Linked DNA regions of Homo sapiens: region 2 is linked to region 1. The links are chromatin contacts, found by Hi-C or POLR2A ChIA-PET in ENCODE. All regions are on one chromosome and are shown on one strand. Each heading gives the region's core, a stretch centred on a gene start or an enhancer-like site at or near the end of the contact. The rest is flanking DNA. Distances are from core to core; before and after follow the strand shown.

What was found. A loop is a pair of places that touch in the nucleus more often than their neighbours do. ChIA-PET counts read pairs that join two places held with the same protein, here RNA polymerase II (POLR2A). Pooled maps may share reads with other maps.
Region 2: a pooled map shows a loop between it and region 1 (8-fold over the local background). The contact joins two enhancer-like sites. A Hi-C loop is called at or near these places in 2 of 37 single-sample maps with no recorded cell type and 9 of 50 pooled maps. POLR2A ChIA-PET finds 5 or more read pairs at or near these places in 2 of 52 experiments (activated CD4-positive, alpha-beta T cell and activated T-cell).

The regions. Positions count from the first base shown.
Region 1 is chr6:13,301,704-13,307,561 of GRCh38, reverse strand. TBC1D7-LOC100130357 (TBC1D7-LOC100130357 readthrough) reads left to right here. Exons shown (of 9, transcript NM_001318809.2): 7 at 1,035-1,164; 8 at 2,375-2,500. The coding sequence ends at 2,461. TBC1D7 (TBC1 domain family member 7) reads left to right here. Exons shown (of 8, transcript NM_016495.6): 7 at 1,035-1,164; 8 at 2,375-2,611. The coding sequence ends at 2,461. Among named protein-coding and RNA genes, the nearest start is that of TBC1D7, 24 kb to the left of the region's middle. RefSeq lists enhancers at 1-321, 4,412-4,461. Within about 2 kb of position 3,686, at least 33 of the 41 ENCODE cell types and tissues checked have a DNase peak (open chromatin) inside an H3K27ac peak, as active enhancers do.
Region 2 is chr6:13,452,359-13,458,216 of GRCh38, reverse strand. All of the region lies in intron 1 of GFOD1 (Gfo/Idh/MocA-like oxidoreductase domain containing 1), which reads left to right. Among named protein-coding and RNA genes, the nearest start is that of GFOD1-AS1, 31 kb to the left of the region's middle. Within about 2 kb of position 3,521, at least 23 of the 41 ENCODE cell types and tissues checked have a DNase peak (open chromatin) inside an H3K27ac peak, as active enhancers do.

The sequences.
Region 1 (5,858 bases), core at 2,437-4,936:
TTAGAGCAGAGTTCTGGCCTTTCATGTGGTCATCCCTCAGATTATAAATTTGCTTTAGAACAATACAGTAATTTGAAGCTCAGTCCTCCAGCAGCTACCGTAACAGCACATGATTCTGCTTATTCTTGAATATACAATTAGAAAAATTAAGGGCCCTCAGTGCGTTAGATGCTGTGAAGCAGTCACACCTCAAATGGTCTCCATGAGTTTATATAAGCGTCAGCCCCTTTTTTCCAGAAATGTGACAAATCTTCCTCCAGTAGAAATCTTAGTGTTAGTTTCATCATGATATCTTTAAAGAAGCTGAAAGCAGTCAAAGATTTGACTAAGTTCTTCCAGTCAGTTTCAGACATGTCTGGGTATTTCGGAGTCCAGGTGCCACCCATTAAGACTTTGTGATGTAGTAGAACAGTAACTCTTAAAATAAGTTATGGCACTGAACAGTGCAATACACAGAGAACATTATAAGATAATATGTAACTAAGTGTATGAAGTAGAATACCAACTTTTAGGAGTTACAGGAATGATCAGAATTATTATTTTAGAGTGGTTATAGATCAGTAACTGGCTCCTTACGCCCTTGGAGAAGTTTAAGGAGTCTGTCCCCAGAATCACTGGCAATGAAATTGAATTTATCCCATTTCATATACATCTTTTGTTGTCCCTTAGTAGGCTATAATTATATTAGCATTATGGCATATTAGCAGAATATAAACCATTAGTTTAGGATTTTCTTTTTCTTCCTCAGAAATGTCAGGTTCACAACATGAGGGAATATGATTTTGGTAGATTCCTAGTGGAGCAGTAATTTTTAGTAAACTTTCCTTTCTCCTTCTAGTGCTGATTGTATCTAGAATAGATTTCAAATGGCTTCTGTATTTTGTTGTTGTTTTGGTGATTATTTCATAAAAGTTGTTCTTTGAAGCTTTTACATAAAATTGGAGCAATTTGATTTTATTTTGTAATTTGAGATGTCTAGGCTAAACATAATTCTGAAACTCATATAATTTGATTATATCTCCTTATTTTTGTAGGGTTTGGGATAAAGTTGTGAGTGGATCCTGTAAGATCCTAGTTTTTGTAGCTGTCGAAATTTTATTAACCTTTAAAATAAAAGTTATGGCACTGAACAGTGCAGAGAAGATAACAAAGTTTCTGGAAAATGTAAGTGTGCTTTGATTTGATTTTGAATCTGGAAATGAAGTTACCTTAGCAAGTCAGATTTTCCTGTTACATTAGATTATTTCAGAGAAATAATTACATGATTTTAGAGAAATAATACCTTAGAATGTTTCAGAGAATAATTATAATAATGATTATTTTAGGGAAATTATTTAAGAGAAATAATAATTTGATTTGATTTTGAATCTAGAAATGAAGTCACTTTAGCAAGTGAGATTTTCCTGTTACATTAGATTATTTCAGAGAAATCATACAGTGTATTTTTACATTATAAGAAACACTTTTCCCTGAAAAAGTTTGGCCTAAAGTTGGCCTGAGGGTTAGTTTGCATCCTGTCTTTGGGAAATGATGGTCTGAGACCATCTCGTGAATGTGTCCACTTAGAACCAGAGTCTCATCCTCCATGTGACTATCAGCAGGCATGTCAGGAAAAGGAATAGGTGGGATCTGTCATTTTACAATGAGTAATTTTTGTCAGTTCAAAAGGGGTTCTGTATTTTGGAGGATTTTGTAAGCCATTTCATTTCTGTTACTGTCTCTGGTGTAGTCCCAGTTGGGTTTATTAATATACAGTATTAACCTAGTATATTGCTGAAAAAGGCAATGGTAATGAAATTAACTTTTCCCTCGCTATGTATCTTGGAATACCCTTTACCAGGCAAGAAGTAGGATTAAAGAGACTTATGCCTGAATGATTTTCACAGAATCCAAAATCTATTCATTTTTAAAATAGTATTAACATTTGAAAAATGGCCTGGTAAATTATAATAAAGTACTGAGTCAATATGCGTTGAATAAATGAATAATCATCATTATAACCAGAGGTGGCTAGCAGTGCGAAGCCTGTGCTAAGTATTTTCCATGGGTTACCTCATGTCCTACTGTGAACAGCTCTGTGAAGTCAGGCTATCATTTCCCCCATTTTAGAGATGGGGATCTGAAACCCAGGTAGCTTAGGTAACCTGCCCGGGGGTGCACAGTTAGTGAGCAGTGCAGGATTTGAACCCAGGCAGGCTGACACTGGAGCCCTTTCATGTCCTCAGGTAGCATGTGACGCAAGTCTTTTATGCTGTCACTTTCTGAAAAACAGTGCAAACTCCCATGGAAGTGGATTTCATGCCACAGCGAATGAGGGAAGACACTGAAGTTGTCAACACTGAAATTTCACAAAGACTGATTTGCTTGCCCACAGATTCCCCAGGACAGCTCAGACGCGATCGTGAGCAAGGCCATTGACTTGTGGCACAAACACTGTGGGACCCCGGTCCATTCAAGCTGAACGCACCCGCTGGTTGTGGACCGTCTGCCAGGCACCACAGTGAGCATTGTGTTCTTGGCATGTGATCTGGGAAACTGATTGAATAATACACTTTTCTTGCTTTGGTGCTCAAAGTGGTTTTTTTCCCCCAATAAAATTATTTAATTGAAATGCCTGGTGTTGCTGTGTTGGCGAGCAGCATCTTGCAGTTACATAGAAATGTAAAGTTCATCTCTGAATAGCATTTCAAAAGGGTTGTTAGAAAATAGCTCCCTGATTTTAAAGCGGTTTAGTCAGGGTGAGTGGGTGTGTTAACCAGCAGTGCATAACTAAGCCTGCCCTGCCTGTCTCTAATTAGCACCAAGCTAGTTACTTTCAAGGTCTGTTTCTAGAATAAGAGTGACTTCCTTTTGTTGACACCTCAGATTTGGCTTTTGTTGATGCAATACGTGTTTAAATCCAAGCCAACTGCCTTCTGAGGCTTCATCTTGCTAAACAGGCTTTAAACAATTCCTTACTCTTTTTTCTCTTTGGGCCAGTTGGAATGAAACCATTATTGAACAAAATGTGTTTGAATTGCTCCTAGGAGCAAGTACTTGTTGGATATTTTGCTGCACTCACATTTTTCTTGATGGGGTGTTAAATGTGGGATGTTAGGGTGCACTGTGCCACGCACTAAAGCAGTGAGAGAAATGGCCGGTGAAGGTGAACAGCTCATCACCCCTGGGCCACCTTGTGCCACGTAAATGGCATGGCCACTCTTCACTGGATAGTTCCCGGCTTTGGGAGTAGTGAGTGAAAGGGGACCCTTTGTTTCACACCGGTTTAGCCTTCAGACCTGCAAGAGCCTGAGTGGTGAGTTGGATTTTCCACCCACCCCCTAAAAGACGAGGGCAGCTATGAACTTATAGAGGTACAATTCTGAGAATTCAGGCCCTCCTTAGTGTGTGAAATATCTGTTGAAAAAAAGTTCAGAGAAAGTGTGAGCTGTTGAAATCTGCTGCTTCTGAATACTAACATATCCAAGAGTATTTAATTTTTTAAAATAAAAATGCACTCCAAAGAAAAACCTTTTAAAGCAAAATTGCTGCCTAGAGTTAAAATTTTAATAAAAAATGACTTATTGCCAACCATTTATGCCGGAGCCAGGCAGGAGCGCTGGTACTCTTAGGGAGCAGGAAGGCTTAGGGGCTGAAGTTCCTCTGACTTCGCTGCTTTGGCTGGAGGCCAGCTGATCTGAAACGAAAGACTCTTACTGTACTGCTGAGAGATCTAAAAATAAATATTCTGCAAGTATATTCTGTCAAACCCAGTTTGGTAAAACCTTTCTGGCTGTAGGGTGTGGGGCGGCGATTTTTTCTTGAAGTTAGTCAATCTGAGAGTTTTTATTAAAACACTGATTGGCGGAATGATTTTTTTAAGGCCCATCCTGAGAAAGTGGTGGATGGAGAGGATGAGCATCCAGTTTCGCTTCATAGCAGAATTTCACTTTGCTGAGAGCTGAGTGTTTTGAAAATGTTTGTGCCTGCTGTCTTGGGTGAGGAGCGCAGTTCCTGATAAAAATACATCCATATGCCTTTTCTTCAAAACATTTTGTCAGGATACTGCAGAATTTTTCCTTCATATATTACAACCCACGGTTCCTGTCACAGACTATTGCGGCTAAAATGTGAGATTCTTCCTCGCCCTTGGAAAGCTGGAATTTAACATGATCAAATTTAGTTTCTGCTCTTTCCCGTCTAGAGATTTGCCTTAAACACAGATGAGAGAAGATCTCAGTCCTCTTGGCCAGGAGAAAGGAAGGCCGAGGAAGGTTGGAGAGTGTGTGTGTGTTGGGGGTGTGGCTTTGGCCTGCTGACAAATCGAATGGATGGATTGCGTCGAGGTATAATTGTGTAGAGGATTGTGTGTACACAGGCTTGTGTGTCAAGGCTGTTTCAGGAAATGAGGTCAGGGTTCATGAGAATGAAGCACTTTCTTTGTTAATGGAAAGTTCGCCTGAAAATTATGAGGCAACACTGAAATCATATGATGCGCTGAAGGAGCTCCGAGGACCTTCTTGCACTGTAGCTCTGGGTATGACAGGCACTTGCCCTGTCTTGAATTGCATAAGTTTCCTGTCATGTGGTTATCACGTCCCTATGGTGACTCAAGGTTTTGGTGTTTTCTGTCTGAAAATGAAGAACCTGGAGGGAAGCCAGTGGGGATGAGGAGGGTAAGCAAAGAGCTTAGATGCCCAGGACCAGATCCTAAAATGAGTCACTGGCTCACATGGCCCAAGTGACAGCGCCTGCTCGAGCTCTGTGACCGTAAGCAGCAGAGTGACATCCCAAGTTCTCCAGCCAAGGCAGCCTTTGGGGAGCCTGGTGAGGGGTGTGGGGTGTGGACAGTGAATCTGCCCGGGTCACATAAGGTCAGCAGCCTTTGTCTTTAGCTGGGTGTTTTGGGTCTAGAAGGGCCAGAAGGTGCTTTCCTCTGCCCTTGACAGAGAGGGAAAGGAGTGTGGGAATTTGGGGAGCAGGAGTTGGTGGCATCTCCTCTGTTGGTGAAAACAAAGAGCCGTTTCTCCTTGAGACTGTGTGCCAAATGAAACTGTCCGTGGCTCTTGGCACAAGCCGTGGCTCCTAGATCAGCTGATGTTCCTCCAGAGCTGGCACCAGTTTGAGTAGGAGGGAGGGGTGATGGATGGCGGTGTGGAGAACAGAGGGTGGTAGTGATTTCTGGGGGACCACGGTGGGGGTGCTGGCCTTTCATGGCTTTCCCGACCAGTCGCCCTTTCCACTTTGGTCCCTCTGTCAGCCTTGCCTTGGGGAGGTTAAAAAGTGAGTGGACAGTTTCTAGATGAGGTGATAACTCCCCATAAGGGGAGCCCCCTCCCAGGGGCTGATTTTACTCCAGGACAATGACAAAGGGAGTTGGAGAATGTCATCAGAGAAGGACACACAAGAATCCTAGAAGCTCATCCTAAGCACAACTCCAAATTGAATGTCATAGCAAGCGCTTAAGGTTCACATCTCCAACTCATACCTAATACTGAGGTTTTCCTTTGCAGTTTACCAGGAACTTACATGGCAGGCACTCGGGACTGCCAGAGCTCACGCTAAGCACTGGCTTTATCACAGAGTCACTTCCTGGTCTTCTCCATCATCCTTTCCTAGAGTCTTAATAAGTAGCAAGCTGGTGCTTGCTGGACATTTTAGCATCTCTCTTTTCCCTGCTTCTGCCTGCCCTCTGGACATAATACTAAGAAGATTTGAGAGGGGGGCAGCAAAGAGGAGAAGCTTTGGAAGATTCACTCCTAAACATCAGGTGGCTGCACGCTATACCGCAGTGGGCCTGCATTCCCACCTCCCGTTTCTCCCTCCTCTGACCGATATGTTTGGTTCATTTGTCTTTTTATTTGTTTTCATTCAATCAC
Region 2 (5,858 bases), core at 2,272-4,771, 150 kb before region 1:
GAACCGAGGAGGCAGAGGTTGCAGTTAGCTGAGATTGCACCACTGCACTCCAGCCTGGGCAACAGAGCTAGACTCCATCTCAAACAACAACAACAACAACAACAACAACAAAAATTGTATAATTCAAAGAGGGTTTAAAATTATGGATGAGGAAAACAGGGCAAAGGGACTAGGAAACAGTACTTTTGCATTTTAATTGTCATTAGTTCAAACATGAGCTTTTGGATGAGGTGAGACTTCTGGGTTGATGAGAAGGAATGAAATAATCCTTTTGAGCCACTGCCTCCAGGCAGAGGTCCAGGCATCGCCCTGGGACCTGTGCTGTTGGCTGGATAGAAAATGCTTCTTGATTTCAGCTGCAGGCTGCCGCTGGAACGGGTCAAGCGAATGATGAAGAGCACACTGAGCCAAGCCAGTGGAAGCCCCCAAGTTCATTTTTCTTGTAAGAACAGGCCGGCAGCCACTTTCAAAGAACATGTGTCATAGAGTCTAGTTTAGAACTGCGTTAAGGATGACTTGCTTACTCTGAATCACATCCAACTGCAGAGCTTTGTTATAGATGGTTGTTGGCACTTAGAGGGAAATACCCGGTCTCTATCAATAATCAGTCATGCTCTGGCACAAGAGAAGCAGCACTGAGTGGGGCATTATCCGACCACGTTCTAGTCGCAGCTCCATCATCCCTGGGTGTGTGACATGTCGGGATCAGTGTCTCTCAAAGTGTATCTGAGGACCACTTCAGGAGGACCCTGGGTTGGGGGTAAGAGGGAGACTCTGGGTCCTGCCCCGGAATATTGGGTGCTCCTGGTGCTGTGTGAGCCAAGTTTCTTGATTGGCTCTCTGCTTATGGCAGGCTGATTTCTCATCATCCCCAAATGTTTATTGAGTGCCTGTTATCTAGAGGGCACAGTTTGGGATATTGTAGAACTTTCTAGACACCATCCCTCCATTTTAGACTCTGGAAAATTTCAGAAAGTCCAGGTCACCTCTCAAATTCCTGGCAGGTGCCCATTTGCTTCTGGCAAGGTCTGACTCAGGATCCACAGGTGGGATTGTTTTCTGGGAAGGTTAAGCTCCTTTTGCAGTCTGTTTTCACTTTCCGTGTTGGGCAGATGTGGACCTGCTCTGCTAGCTGTGGGCTGTGGGCAGCATTGCCCATTTGCTTCCTGTTTATGAGAGAAAAGCCCCATCTTTGATTTTCCCAGGTGGGCCACTGAAATCACCTGAATGCTCTGAAACTGTCCCTGACTTCTTTGCTCAGGTGCCCCCGAGTTGTGAAGTGGCTTAGCTCAAAGCCTCCTGCAGGGCACCACAGTCTGTAGGAGGTCTCTTGTTCTTATATGAAAAGCTCACGTGAACTTTCTGTTCTACTCAGTAATGTCCCTGTGATTGTCTGAATAGGAAGGTTTTCATTCCCAGGAGGCTCAGACCTCCTGGCTCCCAAGACAGATCTGTGCGGGGCCAAGACGAGCAGCGTGCAGGCCGCCCACTCTATATGGTGCAGCCCTAGGAGGCTGTATGTCAGGACCTATCATCTGTTCAGGTTTAATCACCTGCAGTAAGAGAGCAGTCTAATCTGTCTATATATTTATTTAGATTCTTGCTTTAGTCTAGAAAGGATTAGAGGTGACCGTGATGAGTAGTTCAAAAATTAACCTGAATTTAATGGGCAAAAGAAAGTGGAATAAGCTTGCACCTGTAGTCATGACAATATTCATGAGAAATTTTTAAAAGCTAAAGGAGGCCAAGTGTGGTGGCTCACACCTGTAATCCCAGCACTTTGGGAAGTCGAGGCGGGTGGATCACTTGAACTCAGGAGTTTGAGACCAGCCTGGGCAACATGGCAAAACCCCGTCTCTGCAAAAAATACAAAAGTCAGCCGGGCGTGGTGGTGGATGCCTGTAGTCCCAGCTACTCAGGAGGCTGAGATGGGAAGATCACTTGAGCCCAGGAGGTGGACACTGCAGTAAGCCAAGATCATGCCATTGCACTCCAGCCTGGCATGAGAGAGGGTGACAGAGCCAGACCCTGTCTCAAAAAATAAAAGATAAAAACTTTAAAAAGCTAAAGGAGTCTCTTAGAAGCCTCATTTCCCTTCAACCCTCTGAGATCTTGCTTCAAGGTAGGGCTGTTGCACTTTAAAACCCACCTCTGAGACCCATGTCCTTCTTGGGATGATGGAACTTAGCCAAATGAGGAGAGAGCCCCCAGCCTGTCAGGCCTGCTGTAGCAAAATCATGCCCCGCAATCTTGTCTGAATAAACAGCAGTCAAGACAGAGGTATGCCTCTAGTAAACTCCCATCCTGTCTATTGGACAATGCTGTACCAAGAGGGCTGACGAGGCCAGTGTTAAACTGTGACCGACTGGGAGTTGAGGATGCTCCGGGTAATGAGTCCCCCTCCCTGTTAGCAGAGTTCCAGTAGGTGGGTGTTCCAGTGCCTAAGTGCAGGCAAGTCATGGGGCAAGGTGACCTTCTGTGCCTGTCATGATCTAATAGAGCTCTTTGTGTGGGTGTCTGTGCTTAATTTGGCTGAAACATTTATTTCTCTTCTGAATGGGCTTCCTTGTTTCACACAGAAAGTTGGCCCATGTGGGGTGCTGCTGACAGGCAGTAGCAGGGCGTCTGGTGGGCTACCGTTTTGGCTTAATGTTTACTCCTTTGCCTGCAGTTTTAGGCATCCCTCTGTCAAACTGTCAACCCTTGGTGAATATCATAGGATTTTCTCTTTAGAATAACCTGTGTTCGCATCCCAGGTGTTTTTATAATTCAATTCAAACCAATGACAAGGTGGCTTTCCCATTCGTGGTAGCCACCCGGCTGGGGACCATTCCCCACAGTTTCTGTGAGTCCAGAGTTGGCTTCACTCTCAGGAAACAAAATCCCTGATGGGCATCTGGAATTACCAAGGTGATTTAGTGATAGGGACTTCTAAAAGAGCTAACCCCAAGCACAAAACTCAGTTCGGGTTGGGTCAGAAACCTGACCCACCCCGCACCTCTCTGGGTGTATTGCTCACTGCCAGGCTTTGGGGCTGTTTCAGGAGGCTATGTTCTTACAGGGACAAGAGCCAGTGTGTGTGCGTGTGTGGGTGTGTGTGTTTGTGTGTAGAGCCCTGGTGTGTCAGGCACACGTGCAGAGAGATTTAGATCAGCAGACCTCAGATGACGAAACCCTAAACTCTAGCGGAAGCAACTGCATCAGATGGTGGAAAATCTCATCCAAATGCCTTTACAGTGTCTTTCAGGTTTTTGATATCAAGACAACCAGAAATTTGCTGTGAGTGACAGCCAGGAGGTGATGCTAATATCCTGGGGTCTGAAGATTCCTCCCCTCCCTCTACGAAACTCTTGCTCTGGTGTCCATTTGTGGGGCCACCTCTCTCCCCCTCTTGCAGCCCACAGAAGGACTGGGAAGCATTGACAGTGGTCCCCAGCTGCCACCTGCTGTCTGTGACTCATGCACTGTCTGTGGGAGGGTGGAGAATATCATCAGTGGGTTGCGGGGCAGAGAGTGGGAAGTGTCTGCTTTGTGGCTGATGTGTGAGTGTGGGAACATGTGTGCTCCTGGACGGGAGTGGTGGCATTGCTCATTCTGAGGAGCTGGCGGGTAGCATGGAAATGTGTCTTCACTTGGTTTTTTGGGTTTCTAGTTTCCTTTTTTCTTTTTTTAAGACATAGCTACTGAAAGGCCAGGAAGTAGGACTTGGGGGCATGCCAGTGAGTTGGAAGCCGCATTAATGTCCTGTATCTTTAGCTCTTCAGTCCAACAAAGGTGCAATTATTATGTTATGCACATGCCTTCTGCAGGATTATGTATTGGCATTGCTGATTCTAGCTAATGTCTTTTAGCAGTTTGATGGGCTTATATTAGTTTCCGGGAGTTGCCGTAACAAAGTACCATCAGCTGGGTGGCTTAAACAACAGAAATTAATTTTTTTCAGTTCTGGAGGCTGGAAGCTGGAGGTATCAAGGTGTGGGCAGGGCTGGTTCCTTCTGAGGGCTGTGAGGGAGTCTGTTCCAGCCCTGTCCTGGCTTCTGCTGGCCTGCCGGCAGTCTCTGATGCTCCTTGGCCTGAGGATGCATCACCTCGTCTCTGCTTTCATGTTCAGTGGGGTTCTGCCTGTGTGCATGCCTGTGTCTGAATTTTTCCTTTATATAGGTGGCACCAGTCATATTGGATTAGGGCCAACCCTCATGACTTCATCCTGACTAATTACATCTGCCACAACTCTGTTTCCAAATAAGGTCACATTCACAGGTACTGGAAGTGAGGACTGTGACATCTTTTGGGGAGACACAATTCAACCCATAATGAAAGCAAAAGGGGGTTTTGTGTTCCCCTTATGTGAGAGGTCATGTGATCATAGGTTATGGAGGCTGATGGCCTGGGATTGACAGCTGCCACTTACTAGCTGTGTGTCTTTAGGCAACTTGCCTGTCTTGTTTCCATATCAGTAAAATGAACAAATTTTAAAATATGGTTGACAGGTTATAATTTAATACACATAAAGTTCTTTAAAGAATACTTCGCATATTGTAGCTTTCACTAAATCTAAGTTGCTTCTGTCACTTCTGCTACTACCTCTATTTGACTTGCTTGTTTAAAGTTATGGGAATATAGTTTTATTGAGGATGCTTTAAAAAGGGTGAATTGAAAGGAATAAGGACATTGCCACCTGAATTTTTAGATTTATGTATCTTCAAATGACTCAATAATTGCTCACTCTAGGAAATCTGCAACTATGCATTGTGTTTTGAATACTGAAAAGAAATTATCTTTGAAACCGCATTTATTCATTTGATAAACATTTATTCAAGCCTCGCTGTACATGAAACACTTTGCTAGGTAGTGAGGTGCATACAAAAATGACTGTGATAATAGCTCTGGGTTTTAAAGAGCTTGCAGCCCAGTGAGAGACAGAGACATAAAGTGATGCAATAATAGAAGGTAACAGGCGTTCTTCAAAATGCTGCACCTGGATCGACCTGGAAGCAGGATGGAAATTTCAAAAGAACCCAAGGAGATAAACACAGTTCCTTATCTTCAATTCTGAATTTGAAAAACAAAACGAAATGAACCTTTGAAAATTGAATTCTTTCTTTGATAGGTTTGGTGCAAACTCAATTGCTTATAAAACCTGAGCTGAACTGATGTGAGGCAATAGTTTTATCTTCTTTCCCGGCATGTGAATGTTCACAAAGTTTGCTGAAAAACACCAGGGATGGTACGTAACATCCAGTAAATGCGTCACCAGATTCCCTTTCACATCTGGCCCAGAATCCCTGGAAAAGGGATGGTGGGACTGTCTAACTAGATATTTTACAGCCAAGGAACACTGAGCTTCAGAGGAGTCAGACGGTGTGCTCCAGTCCCAAAGCTTGGGAGCAGTGCGATCTTGTCTTTAGTCTCCTTTCATCTGGAACACTTCCACAAGCTTTATTTGTCATACAGAGTGAAGAAGCTAAGTCTGCCTGCTTGGCTCAGCCGATCCTAATGGTAAATGTTAGGCCTGCTTTGCTTACAAGTCACAGAAGCCTGCTTGAGGAGTAGACAAAAAGAGGGCAAGGTGGGCAAGGTATGATTAGGATATGGGGTGCTCTGGTTGGAAAGTTTGTATCCTTGCAAAATTTATATGTTGCTGTGAGGACACAGCGAGAAGGCGCCCCCTGTAAACAGGAAGGGAGCGAGCCCTCACCAGATGCCGAATCTGCGGGCACCTTGATCTTAGACTTCCCAACTCCAGAACTGTGAGCTACAACTGCCTGTTGTTCATAAACCACCCAGTTTATGGTGTTTTGTTATAACAGCCAGGATGGATGCCATTAGTCCATCCATTAGTCTGAAATACTTCAAGT